Linked DNA regions of Homo sapiens: region 2 is linked to region 1. A link is a loop called in an ENCODE intact Hi-C map of the cell type or tissue named here. Cell type or tissue: heart left ventricle. All regions are shown on one strand. Each heading gives the region's core, and the rest is flanking DNA. Links, peaks and the distances in the headings are about the cores only. Region 1 has its middle 130 kb from the start of SCN7A. Region 2 overlaps XIRP2 (xin actin binding repeat containing 2).

The links. Peaks named below come from ENCODE experiments on the same cell type or tissue, not always from the same donor. Only the 100,000 strongest peaks of a DNase experiment are listed, where the experiment ranks them.
Region 2: it touches region 1 in a loop (14-fold over the local background); 3 of 110 quality-filtered maps call a loop at or near these places.

What each region holds. Positions count from the first base shown.
Region 1 is chr2:166,623,399-166,633,713 of GRCh38, reverse strand. No RefSeq gene overlaps it. Among named protein-coding and RNA genes, the nearest start is that of SCN7A, 130 kb to the right of the region's middle. RefSeq lists an enhancer at 4,680-5,180. In heart left ventricle, for the core only: a CTCF peak has its summit at 5,679 (motif pointing left); no DNase peak of the experiment used is centred there.
Region 2 is chr2:166,896,911-166,907,225 of GRCh38, reverse strand. It overlaps XIRP2 (xin actin binding repeat containing 2), which reads right to left. Exons shown (of 11, transcript NM_152381.6): 2 at 3,336-3,761. The coding sequence starts at 3,743. Among named protein-coding and RNA genes, the nearest start is that of XIRP2, 14 kb to the right of the region's middle. In heart left ventricle, for the core only: a CTCF peak has its summit at 6,351; no DNase peak of the experiment used is centred there.

The DNA of each region.
Region 1 (10,315 bases), core at 694-8,693:
AATCTAATTTGGTTGTTACTGCTTTTGTTTTGTTTTCACCTTGTTCATGGATTTTATTGCTTTCACACTACTTAACTGGTCTTGTTACCTTGCCTGTTTTTTTTCCCCTTGGTATACTTATCCTCTACGGTGATTTTTTAAAGCATGATCCTCAGACCAGCAGTATGAGTATCACTGGGGAACTTGTTAGAAATGCAAATTCTTATGCTCTGCCTCAGACTTAGAACCAGAAACTTTGGGAGAAGAGGGTGTCTTGCAATCTGGTCTCAAAAAGATCTACAGGAGATTCTGACATACACTAAAATTTGAGAACCACTGCTCTATACATCTTTTTGAGCGACTTTTGTAAAAGCAAAATTTTCACCATGCTCCTGATCCTCTGCTTAAAGTACTTACACAAAGCATTTTTCTGGAGGGAGGTGGAGCTCCTGAATAGAAGCTTCCACCAATTGTCTTCCTGGATCTCTAAATTTAACAGCTATCCGCACAGAAAAGCACCTTCATAAGAGCCAAAAATCAGGCGATTTACAATACCTGGTTTTAACTTCATACTGCTAAAAGAGGCACTGAAGGGAATAGGAAAGACAGTTTTGACTTGCTGATACATCTCCTCCCCAATCCCCCAATAGTAGCTACATGTGGAAGAAGAATCTGTGTGCTCGAGGAAGGGAGAGCCCAGCAATTCTGGGACTTTGCATTGGAACTCAGTGCTGCCCTGTCATAGCAGAAAGCAACACTGGGAACAAATCAGCCCATGGCCTTCAAGGGGGAACTTAGATGAGCCAGCAGGGAATTGCCCATCCCAGTGGTCAGAACTTGAGTTTTCTCATGCCTCACCAGCGAAGGCTAATGCGCTATGAGGTCCTAAATAAACTTAAAAGGCAGTCTAGACCACAAGGACTGCAATTCCTGGGCAAGACCTATTGCTGTTCTGGGCTTGGAGCCAGTGGACTTGGAGGCATGTGACCTAATAAGAAACCAGCCAGCGCAGCTAAGGGACTGCTTGCAACACCCCTCCCCCCAGCCCCAGTCAGTGCAGCTTGCAGCTCCAAAAGAGAACCTTTCTTTCCACTTGAGGAGAAGAAAGAAGAATAAAGAGGACTTTGTCTTGCAGTTTGTATACCAGCTTATCCATAGTAGGATAGGGTACTGGGCAGAGTTGTGAGGCCCTAGATCTGAGATGATATTTCTAGACACATGCTCGGCCAGAAGGGAACTCACTGACTTGCAGGGAAAAATACAGTCTGGGCAGGATTCATCATCTGCTGAGTAAAGAGCCCTTGGGCCCTGCAAAATCAGCAACAGAACCAGGTAGTACATGCTGTGGGACTTGGGTGAGACTCAGACATGCTGGCTTCAGGTGTGACCCAGCACAGAGCTATGGTAGAATATGAGGAGAGACTTCTGCTTGAGAAAAGCAGAGGAAAGAGTAAATGGGACTTTGTCTTGCTGATTAGGTACCAGTGAGGCCACAGTGGACTAGACTAGTAAATGGACTCTTGCGGTCCCCAATTCCAGCCCTTGGTTCTTGGACAGCCAGAAGGGAGCCCACTGCTCTGAAGGGTGAGTCCCAGGCTTGGCAGCATTCATGACAAGCTGACTAAAAAGCCCTTGGGCCTGAAGTAAATATCAGTGATAGGCTGGCAGTACTCCCTATGGGCCTGTGGTGGGGATAAACATGGAGACAGACTCCTCTGCCTGGGGAAAGGGGAGGGAAGAATGGGAAGGACTTTGTCTTGTGGTTTGGGTGCCAGCTCAGCTGCAGTAGAATAGAGTACCAGGTAGATTTCTAAGGTTTCTGACTCCAGACTCTGGCTCCCAGATAATATCTGCGGATCCATCTGGGGCCTAGGGAAATTTGTTGCCCTGAAGGGAAGGATATATGCCTGGCTGGCTTTGTGACCTGCAATTGTACTGCCCTAGGTCCTAGAGCAAACATAGGCAGTAGCCAGGTAATAGATAGAGCAGGCCTTGGGTAAGACAGAGTACTGCAATGGCTTCATGTCTGGCCTGGCATAGTTCCAGTGATGGTGGCCACAGGGATGCTTAGGTTACCTCTCCCTCAGCTCCAGGCATCTCAGCACACACAGAGAGAGAGATATTCACTGGAACAAAATAAGGAAAGAGAGGAATCTCTGCCTGGTTCTCCAGAGAATTCTTGCAGATCTTATCCAAGACCACCAAAAAGGTATTTTTATGAGTCCACAAGAACCACATTGTTAGTGGGCTTGGGGTGCCCCCTAATGCAGATAAAGCTGCAGTGATATGAAGCTTCCATCAGAACACCCAAGTTCTTTTGAATACCAGGAAAACCTTTCCAAGAAGGACAAGTACAAACAAGCTCAGACTGCAAAAACTACGATAAACACCTATATCTTCAATGCCCAGACACCAACAGACATCCTCAGCATCAAGACCTCCAAGAAAACATGAACTTACCAAATGAACTAAATAAGGCACCAGTGACTGATCCTGGAGAGACAGAGCTATGTGACCTTCCAAACGGAGAATTCAAAATAGCTGAAACTCAAGGAAATTTATGATAACAAAGAGAAGGAATTCAGAATCTTACCAGATAAATTTTACAAAGAAATTGAAATAATTAAAAACAAGCAGAAATTCTCAAACTGAAAAATATAATGGACATATTGAAGAATGAATCAGAGTCTCTTAAGAGCAGAATTGATTAAGCAGAAGAAAGAATTAGTGAGCTTGAAAACAGTCTATTTAAAAATACACAGAGAAGACAAAAGAAAAAGAGTTAAAAAGAATGAAGCACACTTACTAGATCTAGAAAATAGCCTCAAAAGGGTAAATCTAAGAGTTATTGGCATTAAAAAAAAGATAAAGGAGTAGAAAGTTTACTCAAAGGGATAATAGCAGAGAATTTCCCAAACCTAGAGAAAGATATCAATAGGCAAGTACAAGAAGGTTATAAAACACAAAGGAGATTTAACCCAAAGAATACTATCTCAAGGCATTTAATAATCAAACTCCCAAAAGGCAAGGATAAAGAAAGGATCCTAAAAGTAAAAAAAGAAAAGAAACAACATACAATGGAACTCCACTACATCTTGCAGCAGACTTTTCAGTGGAAATGATACAGGCTATGAGAGAGTGGCATGACATACTTAAAGTCCTGAAGGAACAAACTTTTACCCTAGAATAGTATAGCCAGTGGGGGTTTGGCAGGGGAAGGAGAATCCCTCAGATCTGAAGGAGAAATAAAGACTTTCCAAAAGCTGAGGGATTTCATCAATACCAGGCCTATCCTATCAAATGCTAAAAGGAGTTATTTGATCAGGAAGAAAAGGACTTTAATGAGGAATTAGTAAGTATAAAAACAAACAGAACATTATTAAACTGTATTTATGGTGTTTGAGCTACCTGTATCTTAAGTAGAAAGACAAAAAGATGAACTGATAAGGAATAAAAACTACAATAACTTTTTAAGACATAGACAGTACATTAAGATATACATAGAAACAACGAAAGTTAAAAAGTGGGGGAATGAAGTTAAAGTGTAGAGTTTTTATTAGTTTATTTTTCCATGTTTGTTAGTTTATGTAATCAGTGTTGTCATCAGTTTAAAATAATGAATTATAAGATATTATTTGCAAGCCTTATGGTAACCTCAAATCTAAACACATATAACAGATAAACGAAAAATAAAAAGCAAGGAATTAAACCATAACACCACAGAAAATTACCTTCACTAAAAATGACAAGAAAGAAAGAAGGAAAAGAAGACCACAAAACAACTAGAAAACAAATAACAAAATGGCAGGAGTAAGTCTCTATTTATTAATAATGTCATTGAATGTAAATGGACTAAGCCCTCCAATGTAGGGAAATAGTGGCTGAATGGATAAAAAAACAAGACCCAACAATTTGTTGTCTACAAGAAACATACAACCTATGGAGGCACACATTAACTGAAAATAAAAGGATAGAAAAAATATTCTATGCAAATGGGTGCAGGAAAAGAGTAGTACTAGCTATACCTTATATTACACAAAATAGATGTCAAAACAAAACCTATAGGAGATGAAGGTCATTATATAATGATAAGTCAATTCAGCAAGAGGATATAATAATTGTAAATATATATGCATCCAACACTGAAGCACCCGGATGTATAAAGCAGATATTATTAGAGCTAAAGAAAGAGATGGACCTCAATATAATAATAGCTGGAGACTTTAACACTCCACTTTCAGCATTGAACAGATCAGCCAGACAGAAAATAAACACAGAAACATCAGACTTAATCTGCACAATAGACCAAATGGACCTAATAGATGTTCACAGAACATTTCATACAATGGCTGCAGAATATACATCTTTTCCTCAGCACAATAATCACTCATAGCATTCATTATTGTTGCCTACAGGTTCTGGAGAGGTGACTAGGGACTGGCACAGACCTTTAGCACAGTGCAGTCACCCGATGGAAAAGGGGCCAAATTGCCTTCCATACAGTTTCCTGTCCTCACATCTCACGGGCAGGGCCACCCAACCTGGGACTCCAGCACAACCACTCTGCTACCAACTGATCACTTCAATCAGAGGCAGCTCCACATTTCTCTAAGGAGGAAATCCTAGAGTCAACCCACAACTCCCCTGCCACTGCAGCTGCAGTGGTACTGCCATAACTGCCCTCAAGCTGTGGAAGAAACAAAGAACCTAGTCACTAGCACCTCCAGCACACAGCAACCACCATACAGAGACCAATACAGTCCCTCTACCCTGGGAATGCCCATCCCCCACTCTTTATCAAGCAGGAATCCTGGTTCAGAACCACAGAACAGCTACCCCACCCACAGCTGAGCATACCCAATGGTAGTGATTCTGAGTTTCCCTGGGGAGAGGCTCCCAGAGGCAATCAGTAGCCCCTCTGCCACTGCCACAGCAGCAGTTTTGCCCCTGCTGCCCTCAGTCTGGGGAAGAAATAAAGAGCCTGAGGGCTACACCAAGCATACAGCATGCCACAGTCACCATAAAGAGGAGAGACCAGTTTTTCTTCCTGGAGCCGTCAAGCCCCACCCCCCTTATCAAGCTGACCTCCCAGCTCAGGCTAGCAGTGCAGCTGCCCTGCCCTCTAGCTGAATACTTTCAGTACCAGTGACTGTGTTTCTTGGAGGTGGAGCTCCAAGGGGCAACTGAAAGCCCCTTGGCCACTGCCTCTGCAGTGGTACTGCCCCTGCTTCCCTCCCACTGGGCAAAGAACCAAGACTCTAAGTTCCTTATCCACCCTTCCAGCAAGCTGCAGTTTCCCTAAGGAAAAAAGGCCTGTCTCTCACAGGTCCCACCCCACTGCCCATTACCAGGCACCTGCTCCCCACTACCTAGCTGGGACCCACAGTGCAGCCCACCATCCCAGGCCAATCATACTGACTGATTGCAGCTCTGCATCTTTCTGGGGCACAACCACTGCTAAAGCCCCTTCCTGTGCTGCCTCCAATTTGGGGAGGGAACAGAAACCCTGACATCACCTCACAACTGCGCTGTGTAGCCCAGGAGTACTAAAGTAGTAATCTGCAGCCAGCACTCAAGTGGGGGAGTAGCCCACACATTCAGACCTTTAAGAGAGAGCAGAAGTGCAACTGTGAGGAAATACAGAAGAGCCATATAACTGAGCAAGAGCCTATCTACTGACCATTATGCTTAAGTGCCACCTACTGGATCACACCCCACAACTTCAACACCAAAAATACTTCACTAACACAGTTCTCAGTGAAACCAATGACAAGAAGTCAGCTACAAATAAAGACTTTGCATAAAGCCTCAGGCCTCTGAAAACATCCGCAAAAGAAGCCTACTCACTGTACCTGATTTACACTGCAGTTAAACGAACACCCAAACATGCAGAAGAGAAAAAAACAATACAAAAACTCAAAAGGCCAGACTTCTTCTGTCCTCCAAATGACTACATCAGTTCTCCAGAAAGGGTTGCTAACCAGGCAGATATAGCTAAAATGACAGAAATAGAATTCAGAATATGGATAGAAATAAAGATCAGTGAGATTCAAGAGTACATCCAAAACCAATCCAAAGAATCTATGAATCACAATAAAATGATACAGCAGCTGACAAACAAAATAGCTACTATAAAAAAACTAACAGACCTGATAGAGCTAAAAAATACACTACAAAAATTTCCTAATGCAATCACAAGTATTAATAGCAGAATAGACCATGCAGAGGAAAGTATCTCAGAGCTTGAGGACTGGATTTCTGAAATAATACAGTCAGACACAAAGAAAAAAAAGAATGAATAGAAATGAACAAAACCTCCAAGAAATATGGGATTCTGTAAAAAGGCCAAATCTACAAATTATTGGTGTCCTTGAAAGAGATGGGGAGAAAGCAAGCAACTTGAAAAATGTATCTGAGGATATCGTTCATGAGAACATTCTCAAGAGTTTTCTAGTTCACTGGAAAGACTAACATTCAAATTCAGATAATACAGAGAACCCCTGCAAGACACTATGCAAGATCATCCTCAAGACACATAATCTTCATATTCTCCAAGGTCAAAATAAAAGAAAAAGTGTTAAAGGCAGCTAGAGAGAAAGGGCAGGTTACCTACAAAGGGCGTACCCATCAGGCTAACAGCAGAACTTTCAGCAGAAACTCTATATGCCAGAAGACACTGGGGGCTATATTCAACATCCTAAAAGAAAAAAAATTCAAAAAAAAAAAAACCAGACTTTAAACCAACAAAGATAAAAAAATACAAAGAAAGTTGTTACATAATGGTAAAGAGTTCAATTAAACAAGAAGACCTAACTATCCTAAATATATATGTACCCAACACAGGAGCACCCAGATTCATAAAGAAAGTCCTTCATGATCTATGAAGAGATATAGATTCCCACATAATAATAGTAGGAGACTTCAACACCACACTGATAGTATTAGATAGATAATGAGAACAAAGATACAACATACAAGAATCTCCAGGGCACGGCTAAGATAGTTTTAAGAGGGAAATTTATAGCACTAAATGCCCATATCAAAAAATTAGAAAGATCTCAAATTAGCAACCTAACACCACAAATAGAAGAACTAGAGAAACAGAAGCAAAGCAAGCCAAAAGGTAGCAGATGACAATAAATAACCAAGAACAGAGCTGAACTGAAGGAGATCGAGCCATGAAAAATGCTAGAAAATATCAACAAATCTAAAATTTGTTTTTTTTTTCAAAAAATTAATAAGATTGATAGGCTGCTAGCTAGACTAATAAAGAAAAAAAGAAAGAAGATCCAAATAAACAAAGTTAGAAATGACAAATGGGAAATTACCACTGACCCCAAAGAAATACAAATATCCACCACAGACTACTATAAATACCTCCATGCACACAAACTAGAAAATCTAGAAGAAATGAATAAATTCCTGCATGCATACACCCTCTGAAGACTGAACCAGGAAGAAATTGAATCCCTGAACAGACCAGTAACAAGCTCTGAAATTGAATAAATAATAAACAGCCTATCAAACAACCAAAAAAAAAAAAAAAAAAAGTCCAGGACCAGATAGATTCACAGCCATATTCTACTAGAGGTACAAAGAAGAGCTGGTACCATTCCTATTGAAACAATGCCAAAAAATGCAAGAGGAAAGACTCCTTCCCAACTCATTCTATCTGGCCAGCATCATCCTGATATCAAAACCTGGCAGATACACAACCAAAAAAGAAAACTTCAGTCCAATAATCTTGATGAATACAGATGCAAAAATACTTAAGAAATACTGGTAAATCAAATCCAGCAGCACATCCAAAAGCTTATCTATCACAATTGAATAGGCTTTATTTCTGGGATGCAAGTCTGGTTCAACATGCACAAACCCATAAATGTGATTCATTATGTAAACAGAACTAAATACAAAAACCACATGATTATATCAATAGATTCAAAAGAGGTGCTTAATAAAATTCACATTCCTTGCTGTTAAAATCCCTCAAGAAACTAGGTATTGAAGGAACCACTTCAAAATAATAAGAGTCGTCTATGAAAAACTCACAGCCAACATCATAATGAATGGGTAAAACCTGAAAGCATTACCCCTTGAAAACTAGAACAAGATAAAGATGCCTTCTTTCACCACTCATATTCAACACAGTATTGGAAATCCTGGCCAGAGCAATTAGGCAAGAGAAAGAAATTAAAGATATCCATGAGAGGAAGTCAAACTATCCGTGTTTGCACACAACATGATTCTATGTCTAGGAAACACCATAGTCTCTGCCCAAGAGATGCTTGAGCTGATAAACAACTTCCGCAGAGTTTCCAAATACAAAATCAATGTGCAAAAACACTAGAATTTCTACACACCAACAATATCCTGGCTGAGTGCCATATCAGGAAAGCAATCTCATTCACAATTGCCACAAAAAGAACAAAATACCTAGGAATACAGCTAACCAGGGAAGTGAAAAATCTCTACACTGAGAATTACAAGACATTGATTAAAGAAATAAGAGATGACACAAACAAATGGAAAAACATTCTGTGTTCATGGATAGGAAGAGTAATATTGGTAAAATGCCCATATGGCCCAAAGCAACTTAGAGATTCAATGCTATTCCTATCTAACTACCCAATTACATTCTTACAGAACCAGAAGAAAAACTATTCAAAAATTTATATGAAACCAGAAAAAGAACGTGAGTAGCCAAGGCAAGCCTAAGCAAAAAGAACCATGCTGGAGCCGTTATGTTACCTGACTTCAAACTATACTACAGGGCTACAGTAATCAACACAGCATGGTACTGGTACAAAAACAGACACATAGAACAATGGACCAGAACAGAGATGCTAGTAATAAGGTTGCACACCTACAACCATTTGATCTTCAACAAAGTTGACAAAAACAAGCAAGGGGGAAAGAATTCTCTAGTCAGTAAATGGTGTTGGGATAACTGGGTAGCCATATGCAGTAGATTGAAACTGGACCCTTTCCTTATACCATATATGAAAATCAGCTCAAGACACGTTAAAGACTTCAGTGTAAAACCAAAAACTATGAAAGCCCTGAAAGATAACCTAGGGAATATTATACTGGACATAGGAACTCACAAATATTTCAGGACAAAGATGCTAAAAACAATTGCAACAAAACCAAAAATTGACTATTGGGATCTAATAAAACTAAAGACTTCTGCACAAGGGGAAAAAAAACTATCAACAGGGAAAATAGACAAATGGAAGAATGGGAGAAAATTTTTGCAAGCTATGTATCTGTCAGAGATATAATATCCAGCATCTATAAGGAACTTAAACAAATTTACAAGAAATAAAACCAAACAACTCCTTTAAAAAGTAAGCAAATAGCATCAACAGACACTTTTCAAAAGAAGACATACATGCAGCCAACAAGCATATGAAAAAATGCTCAACATCACTAATCATGAGAGAAATGCAAATCAAAATTACAATGAGGTACTCATCTCACACCAGTTAAAGTGGCTATTTATAAAAAGTCAAAAAATAACAGATGCTGTGAGGTTATGAAGAAAAGGGAAGGCTTATACGCTGCTAATAGGAAAGTAAATTAGTTCAACCATGGTGGAAAGCTGTGTGGCAATTTCTCAAAGAGCTAGAAACAGGACTACCATTCAACCCAGCAACCCCATTAATGGGTATATGCCCAAAGGAATATAGATTGCTCTACCATAAAGACACATGCACACATAAGTACTTTGCAGCACTACTCACAATAGCAAAGACATGGAATCAAATTAAATGCCCATCAGTAATAGACTGGGTAAAAAAATGTGGTATATATACACAATGGAATAGTATACATTCATAAAAAAGGAATGAGCTTATGTCATTTGCAAGAATGTGCATGGAGCTGGCAGCCATTATCTTTAGCAAACTAATGCAGGAACAGAAAACCAAATACCACACGTTCTCACTTATATGTGGGAGGTAAATAAAGAGAACATATGGCCACAAATAGGGAACAACAGATACTGGGGCCTACTTGAGGGTGGAAATTGGAAGGAGGGAGTGGATTAGAAAAAACGACTTTTGGGTACTATGCTTAGTAACTGGGTGATGAAATAATCTATAAACCAAATCCCTATTACATGAGTTTGCCTATAGAACAAAGTTGCACATGTACTCCTGAACCTAAAATCCAAAACAAAAAGAAAAAAACAAGACCATCATGACCAAGTGGGCATCATCCCAGGGATGCAAGGATAGTTTAACATATGCATATCAATTAATGTGATGCATTGTATCAACAGAATAAAGGATGAAAACAATATGATCATCTCATTTGGTGCTGAAAAAACATT
Region 2 (10,315 bases), core at 1,381-9,380, 270 kb before region 1:
TGAGAGGATGCTTACACGAATTTGTATCTTTGGATTATAGTCTGCCTCATAAGCATGAAAATATTCAGTTTAAATCTTCATTCTAAGTTGTTTTAACATGGTGTTTTAGAAATGACAATAGGTTGTGTTCATTTTGGAAAATTATAAAATGAAAAAATTATTTTAAGAATTTCTCACTGATTTTCTATTGTAATTATGTTAGAATAAATTGTTTTAACAAAGACTCTGAAATAGTGACTGTTTTAGGTATTGATATCTCTTTTTAATGACCTTGCACACTTATAGAAAATAATGTTTGTTTGCTTATTGATGGAGTCTCACTCTGTCACCCAGGATGGAATGCAGTGGTGCAATCATAGCAACCCCTTGCTCATGGGATCAAGGGATCCTCCTGACTCAGACTCCCAAGCCAGCTAGTTTTTAAATATTTGTAGAGACAGGGTTTTGCTATGGGTTGCCTGGGCTGTTCTGGAACCCCTGGCAACAAGTGATTCTCCTGCCTCAGGTTTCCCAAAGTGCTGGGAAAACAGGTGTGAGCCACTGTGCCTGGCCTTTTGAGAAAAACATTAAGAGTCTGTAGATCCCTTTTTCTAGTAATAAATGTTTGTCTGACCAAACTCTCCTTAAACAGACACATTATAATGAATATGTACATTTCCCCTTTGTTTGCTGAAAAATATTTAGATTAAAAACTGTGTACATATACATATACACATACATTATAATGTCTATTGTAATGTACATCTACTTACAAGTAAATATACATACACATACACATATATTATATAAAAATACATTAAAATGTATAGTTATATATGCATGTATGTATACATAATGTATGTGTATATGTGTATGTTTATGTATGTCTATTTACTTGTAAATAGATGTACATATACACGATATTCCATACCTTTAAAAATTCTACAAGCTCTCAATTTACTGCAATTATTTTACAAATTTTATAAACCAAGTGCCTACTACTGAAGGGTTTCCTTCCATAGCAACATTAAAATGTAGTTTATTGTTCCTTATGGTTGAGATGATTTACTAGTTACAAAAGATTTTCCTTATTTGAAATTATTTTCTGTCCTTGCTTTAAGTTTAATAAATATTGAATACCTTTTTCCACATCCCCAATATCTCAGTAGTCTCAAAAAACATAAATGTCAGAGTTATAGAGTAGCCAGAATTTTTTAGATGATTTATGCAAATAAATATTATATCATGACTTTATAATGAAGCACTAAATAATATAAAGTAGTCACATGAGAAAGAAAAAAGCATCTATAAAAACTAATAATTAAGTTGTATGTAATCAATATGCTATGGGGTGAAATATATAATTTTAAATTTGGTTGAACTAGAATTCTTTTTACATGCCTAATAATATAACAAAATACTTCACTTGGAGAAAACAAGTTAATTCCTCATTGAGCTCTCTTTGTTCTTTTTCTCCTCGTCCCCTTTGTTGTAGAATTTATATAGAAAATAAGTTTGCAAACATTCCTAACACTTTTTTTGTGAACTGATTCTAAAAACTATGTGTCTTCTATGGATAAGAAATTTTTAAATCCATCAACCTTGTTTCATACATTTATGGAAATACCATATTATGACATAGAACCTTAGGATATTTAAAACAGTATGTTACATATACTAAACTAATCTCATTTTTACAAGGCAAATGGTGGTTTTAATATATCTGGTTCTTTTCATAATTATTTTTATAGTTACTAGATGGCAAACCACCTATCATGCTGAATATTAGTAATCTCACATTTAAATCAGAAACTCATTAATGTGTTATTATCTTACTGTTGTATATAAGCAGTTGCATCTCATCCAGATGAGAGTAGGTTACATTACATCATTTATATAGACGACTTTTTCTACCTTGGTCATTTCTTTTGTCAGTTATCTTGGGTAAATATTCAAAATTATTACAGTAAAGTCAAGAGGGATTGAATGGAAATTATTTTCTGTGGCTTTACTTTTCTTAATTTACAAAGATAAAAAATAAATGACATTGTAACTATCTTTGTTGTGTACCCCAATCCCTAAACATTCATCTAAAAGATATAAAAGTATAAACAAAAATGATTGCACCTGTGAAATAGAAAAAGAAAATCTTCAAATCAGGGATCAGCAAATGGTTGCATGTTTTAAGAGATTCTGTAGTCTCTACATAACCTCATAAATATAACTTCATATCTCTTATTATCATTAAACAAATTAGAGTTACTTGATTTTCAAGAAGGATGGCTTACTACATATTTCCCAATAAGACAACTGGAAGCAAGAATTAGTAAAATAATTGATTTTCAAAAATATTCTATTTCTGTGATGGCTTCTATGAAGGCTAATTATCCATTAACAAGAATACGACTGTGTACCTTTCTGATAAAACTGTCATTAGGTGAAAACCAAATAAAACAAAAAAACAATCAAACAAACAAAAAAGCGTGGACTTTGCTTTCTAAAGGAAAACCTGAGATCATGTATTAATTCTTTGCAAAATTCAACTATAATTTCTATTATGTACAGGCCCTAATGAGTGAAATAAATTCAAGTAATTCCAGTTGAAATAGTAATTGCTTTTAATTACCGCAAAAGTATAAATGTGGTCTTAGTTAATAATGTTGCTAATCCTGTTTCCTAAATTTGGCTAAATGCCCTCTTTAGCTAATAGACATATTTTATATGTGACATTATAGTACACCATAATCACTGAGGAATGATCATCACCTACCACAAAATATTCCAGACTCTACCCTTAGTGTTTAAAATGTTACCTATAATCTTCATAAGATCCATGTAAAGTAGCAGATTAAGACATTTGTATTTCTAAGGTTAAGTGTCATTCAGCTAGAGAAGTTAATGGCAGGCTTTAGGATTAAAACCTGGATCACTGTGGTTCCAAAGCCTTCATTTATTCCATGTCAGCATCATTACTGATAAATCCTCATGGAGCTTTGGCTAAAAGCAACACCATTTGTTAAATGTTTGAGGCACAAAGAGTGGTTAGAAATTGTTCCTGCCTCTAAGGAATTTACAACGTAGTTGTAGAAATAAGGCACATACATACAGAAACATCAACATAAGAGGGCATATCAATATTGTTTTTATGGAAGAAAAAGGAAGTCAAGTCCACATTGAAGCAGACCTTAGAGAAAATTAATAGGAGAGGATGTCACATTTCACACTGCATTACACATCGGCTTCAGGACATCTGTCTAGAATACTGGCGGGGGGAAAGATTACATGCTTAGTAATAAATGGTAGGCTAGGCAAGGAAGTCATATGTAAACATAGACTCTCAATCAATGGCTCCTTACCTTTCCACCGTACTCAGCTGGTTTGTTTCCACTCTTAGGAGCCTCAAACACACTCCTCAGCTCATCAAGGGCAATGGAAAAGCGTTCAATCCTGCGCCGACTGCTCAGGGAATCCTCCTTCAGCACTTCTGGCCGACCATATTCCCTGGTGTTGTTACTCTTGTCCACAGAATCCTTCTCTTCCGGCTTCGAACTCCACATCTCTTCCCCTGTACTGTAGGGCAGACTTGTGGGATCCAAAGATTGAGGTGCTGATACTACCTCTCCTTCAGGCGCAAGCAATTTGCTTTCCTGAGGCTGGAAAATTGTACAATGGCTGTCCCTGGGATGACACTCACTTCTCTGATAATCACAAGATTCCCATTTCTGCCTCAGGAGGTTGAGGGAGCCCTTCTGCATTGGGAACATGGATGGGTCCAGGTTGTCCTGCAATATCAAGAATCCTTTTATCAGTGATACACTCAGGAGTCTGAGTCATTTTCAGACTCAAAATACTCTAGGAGCACCAGCTCTTGGGGTTTGGGTCTTAGTAAAGAAATCCAGCTTTCCTATACAATTCCACACAATTTCTGGCTCTTCACTTCACCCCACAACGTTATGTAAGTTAAATTAGAATTACACAGATTATGGAGAGGTGTGGTTTGTATAGCCATGGCAGTTTGAATATAAAGAAACAAAAGTGAAGAACACACAATTTTCTTCCATTTTCCTTTTATCGAAAATCAGCCAACAGTTATTTAAAATATAAAATTTGAACAGTGTTACTTCATTGTTTAGTATATTCTAAGAAAAGGGCAACTTAAAAAGTCTAACAAGAAAGCAAAATGGTTCATTTCCTGCCTGTAACAGTTCAAAATTTCCTTTGGAATTATTGGTTTCTGTTAAAGTCTTACTTCAGAAGTAGTAGACTAATAGCTAATAGTTATTAAGTTTTTGTTGTCAGGCAAAACACTTTGATAATGACTTTACATGTATACCTCATTTTAATCTTAACATTATCACAAAGAGTTAGTTGCTACTATTATTACTATTTTGCAGGTAAGAAAATTAAATAGTAATTTGCCCAGGATTCTGAGTGACAAAGCCTGGATTTGAAATACATCTGTGGAACTCCAGGATCTGCCCTCTTAACCAGTGGAGTTTATCTTTTGTACTTTGAGTTTTCAATTCTCATCTCATTGTGAGACTGACTGGAATTTCACCTTGTTTTAGAGAGTTTTGTGGTACGATAAGGAAGAAAAAAAATGGCAAAGTGTACTCTTACCAGAAACACAAACACACACACACACACACAAATCATGGGCAGCAAGAATTATATGCTAGCACTAATTTTTGCCACAGAAATAGCTACTTCCTGTTCTAACCCAAAATAAATTTTGTTTTTGAAGGATCAGGCATTTTCCTGGAAAAGTATCAGCACAGTGGGTCTGGTAAACAATACATCAGATGAAGGCTTAGAAAGTGTCTCAGAAGGTCACCTAACACAATAGCTCCAAATTTCTTTGACTACCAGCCACATTATGAATAATATCTTATGCACGGGGACTCAATGCACACATTAGATTAATAAATGTATATATACAAGAAACAAACTTTGTGTTCATTAAACAATAGTTTCCCTAATTATGTGAACTGCCTGGTGATATTTTCTACTCCGAACTCCTTCACTTTTAAAGATAATGTGTGCTGCCCACTAAATTGATGTAATGATGTACTAATGTTTCATGGACTGCTGGATAGCTCCATACTTACAGCAGAAGTTCAGTCCCAGGTTGGGTTTTACTAACCGTGTGACCTTGAAAAATCTTCACTGGTAAAATATACATCATGGCTTTATTTTGAGAAATAAATTTGATGATGCGTATAAAACTTCTAGTGTGTATTCAACACCCCAATAACTGTTAAATCCACTCCCAGCTCTATCTCTGGCTAAAACATCATTTCAATCACTCAAATATTGATACTATACCTCAGCCTCCTAGATGCGAGTGCTTGGAAGACGAAAGGTGGGTATTTTAAGACACAAAGCCATAGACTGAACAGTCAGGAAAATTTGGCCTTAATAATATTGCCAATTGGTAAGTTTGAATTAGTCACTTATTATAAAAAATCTCAATAAAACAGTAGATCAAAGAAGATCTGAATACCTGTTTGGAAAACTGATCAGCATATGTTGAGAATTTAAACAACATATGCTGTTAATGTCTGTGTCTCATATGTGGACGACAGAAAAGACCACATTAACATGGGAATGGTTGAGACGCTGTCACAGCTGGTAGGAGTGACCTCATGAGGTTATTTAATGAAAGAATTGTTTTGGAGCCAACCACACATAGTTGGAAAGGGAAAGCTGAGAGGCAGAAAAACTGGCAAGTTGAGGAGGAAAGCCATTTTCTCCTGTAGAAAAGGAAATCCTAATAATTGAAACTGATTTGGAACATCTGTTTCTGGATCAAGTTGGAATAGACATACTTCTTTCTCTCAATTTCTCCTACTAAATACAGCTAAAACCCCTAGAAATTGGACACATGAAATAAACATGAGGACTTTGAAAAGCAGAGAGAAGGCGAACTGCCTAGGAACCTTGGGACCTGAGGAACAATAAGGCGGTGAATTCCCAGGATTTCTTTTTGCTTCATATATAAAGAACTGGTGGTGGGAAGAAGCAGTAACTCAGAAAGTCCTAGAGGGGAAGAAAATGAAATTTCCCCAGGAAAACCTGCTTTCTCTAGCCAAATAAGCTGAAAAGTGTCAGCCTAGAAAGACAGGACACTTCTAGGCCATAAGTACCATACTCCAGGCAAACAACATGAAAAACCACAACTAAACCCTTACTCCCATCAGCAAAGGCTGAGTGGTGAGTGTAAGTTTCTGGCTTTTTGCCCTTTGCTGTCTCTCTCTCCAACTACTTTCATATTAGAGAAGACCAAGTGTGGGGCCAGGATTTTTGTTCCCACTTGATGGTGACGGGGCTCCTCTAGATGTCAGTGGAAGCCATGTGAAGATCCTGTACTTCTACCCCACCTAGCGGTATCAAGATCTTCTCCTCTTCCCTTTGTGTGTCAGAGGACAGAGCTGGTAACTAGAACTTTCTTCATCATCCACTGGTATTGAGGGCTTCCTTCTGGCAATGATGTCAGTGAAGGCTACAAGGAGAGCAATAAAGAGGGGCCTCCCAACTTTCCAGCCAGCAGGGGTGATGGCATTGGAGGAATAATGGGGAGCCCAGTATCCCACCTTCACAAAACAGTCATTGAACACCCTTCTTCAGGGAGTCAAAGGTCAGAAATACATAAGTAATATGCAGAGTTTTACAACATAAATGACAAAATGTCCAAGATACACTTGAAAATCATTCATATTAAGAGCCACCAAAGACCTAAACCAAAGCAGAAAACAATCAACAGACACCAACACTGACATGATACAGGTGTTGCAATTATCTCACAAGAATTTTTAAGTAGCCATTACAGAATTGCATTAGTGAAGAATCACAAACATGCTTAAAAAAAAGTGAAAAAGTGGAAAGCCTTAGCAAACAAATAGAAGACGCAAAGAAGAAACGAATTAAAATTCTAGAATTGAGGTAGAAATAACGAACATTTAAAAACTCATTGAATGGACTTAGCAAAATGAAAAGGGCAAAAGGAAAGGATCAGTGAATTTGAAGATACGATGATAGAAAGTATCAAATCTGAACAAAACATAGAATATAAAGTGAAAAAAGAATAGAAACTAAGAGACAAGTTGGACTATAAAAAAGATCTAAAATTCATGCCATTGGATTTCCAGAAAAAGAGAAAGACAGTGGGGCTTAAAAAATAGTCCAAAAAATTCATGGATAAATTTTTTCCAAATTTGGCAAAAGATAACCACCAACACACATCATAATCTAATTTCAGGAAACAAAATTAAAAAAAAAATCCTGGTAGTCGCTACTCCCAGTTTTATTCCAATTGTAGAAGGTGGGAAACAAAGACAATAGTACCAGCATTCACGTTGCGCGGTGGCATAGGACGGTAATGCACTGTGCTGCAAAATTCACCATTACCAATAAGCAACATACCTGTGTCAGTTTTCAATCTATTGCCTCTCAGTTCCAAAAAGCAGTAAGAAAGAAGTGACACCTTGCTTATACAGAAAGAACAATGTGAATGACAGCAAATTTCTCATCAGAAACCATGAAGACCAGAAGGCAAGAGCACAATATGTTTCAAGTGTTAAAAGAAACTAACTGCCAACTCCAAATTCTTTGTCTAACAAAATGATCTTTCAATAACGAAGAAAAAATAAACACATTCTCAGACAAAGGAAAACTAAGAATAATTTGTTGCTGGTAAACCTATACTAAAAAATTGGCTAGGGGGTATTCTTGAATGACAAAGGAAATGATGAAAGAAGGAATCTTGAAATATCAGGAAGGAAGAAAGAATAGAAAGAGGAAAATCATGAAGAAATAATAGTATACATTCTATTTTTCTCCTTTTGTATTTTCTAAATTATGATTGAAGGTTGAAGCTAGGGGTATAATGTCTGATATTCTCAATATGTGTGGAGAAGTTAACCAACACAATTATATTATAAACTAGGTAGGGAAAAGGGATAAAGGAGGTAAAGTTTCTATACTTCATTCAAACTGTAAAATGCTAATACCAATAGACTGTGATAAGCTTTATGTGTATAACATGTATTTAGGGGAACTAATAAAAATCCATCATACTTGAGATGTGTTACAAAACACTATAGCTAAATCAAAATGTGTTCTAAGAAATATTTAAGTAACTCATAGAAAGACATGAAAAATGAAAGAGAGAAACACACAACAGAGGGAACGGAGAAGACAAACTTAAATTTCAGACTTGAGCCCCATAATTTCAAATATTACATAAAATGTAAATGCCCAAGGCATAAAAATGAAAAGACAGAGATTGTGGGGTGGATTAAAAACATTATTCAGCTATCCATGTAAGGGTGCTATTCTAAGTGAAAAAAGCCAATCTCAAAAGGTCACATACGATAAAAGTACCGTTTCAATAACATTCTTGAAATGACAAAATTACAAATGTGCAGAACAGATTAGTGGTTCTCAGGGATTGTGAATGGATGGGACGTGTTGGGGTGGGCTTCACTATAAAGGGGTAACACAGGGAGATCTGTGTGGTAGTAGGAAACTTCTGTGTCTTGATTGCTGTGGTGGTTACAGGAATCTGCATAGGTGATAAGTGGCACAGTACTATTAGTGTATATGGCGTCGATTTCAATTTCCTGATTTTTATAATGTACTATAGTTATGTAAGATGGAATTACTGAAGGAAACTAGATAAATCATACAAAAGATCTCTCTGTACTATCTTTGCTATGTCCAATGAATCTATAATTATTTCAAAATAAAATGTTAAAAACTAAATGGATAAAAAAGTGATTAGGTAGTCACTACTCCAAGTTTTACTCCAATTGTAGGAGAAGGTGGGAAACAGACAGCAGTACCAGCATTCACACTGTGCAGTGGCATAGGATGGCAATGCATTCTGTTGCAAGATCCACTATTATGAATCAGCAACATACCTGTGTGAGTTTTTAATCTACGACCTCTCAGTTCCAATGCACCCTTCAACATATGTTCCTTGATAAATAGCTGAATCCCTTTAAGCACTTCTAATTTAATGTGAGCACAATGTTTAGCTTTCTCAGCAAACACTGGAGGGACATTGCAAGAGGAAGAGTCTTCCTGAAATTTCCTACCTGGGCTGGGTATCAGCAGTCATGAGCATGAGAACACTGTGGAGCCTGTTCAACTATAGCCATAGAATGATCTTATAGCCTGGGCCAGGAAATAACTTCTCTACAGCTCTCTTCTCATGGAAACAAACCATACAGCTGCCTGTGGTCTGGAGGGTCACATAGGGAGCAGTTGTTGATTCTATAAGCCCCTGAGTATCCTGCATGCCACCTGCATGTGTCCTAAGAGATAAACTCAGATCTGCTTCTCTCTCTGCAAGCCCCTGCATAGCCCATGTGCTTTGAAAGTCTATTGCCTAGAGAGGTGTTCCAACCCCCACTGCATGGCCTTGCCACCAGCTGCTGATTATCTGCTTGGCCTGCCTCTGAAAGGTGGTCTATTGCTAGTCTGGAAACTCTGGGTCAGCTCTAGCCTGGCTAAACCAAAAAGCTTCCTGCTCTCCCATGGGCTGAACCACACCTTCTCCATGAAAGTCTGGATCCTTTGCCAGTTTGTCATTCCTTGGTGGCTCTCCCTCAGCCTGAGGCTAGTGAATTGACTTTCTTTGTAGCTAATACCTATTCTTCTATCATAGTTGTTAATTCTTTATATTAACTTATTTTGTTTAACTTACGTGTGGCTTCTTTTTCCTGATTGGACCCCGACTGCTACAATACTTTTGCATAATGAGATGTCTGCTCTCTAATTCCAACAGTAGGTCACGGTGATATGTTTTCAGTATTGTCGATGGTGACGCATGCCACCATTCCCTCTATTACCAACAGTTTTGCCATGGGACATGAGATTACAGAAACCCTTCTTCCCATATTCCCTGATCAGGGAATGACAGCAACAGGGCAGTAGGCACACTTCCGTAGGGCCACTGAGTGCTAGTCTTGCAGAATGTTTTTCAGAAACAGTGCAGAAAGAATTACATGGAAAAATAAGTTTAAGAAGCCTAATAGATATCCCATTCTGGGAGAATTACAACATGCACACCCTTATTAAATGCTTTGAAAAGTCTTTCAGAAAGAAAGAAGTACAAGGACAGTAGTGTGTTGCTTAATGTTCTGAGCAATGTATTGTTTGTCAATTTCATCATTGTGAGAAGATCACAGAGTGTACTTACACAAACCTAGAGGGTATAGCTTAAGGGTATAGCTTACTACACATCTAGCCAATATGGTATAGCCTTTGCTCCTAGGCTAACAGCTGTACAGCATGTTATTGTACTGAATGCTGCAGGCAGTATAACACAATA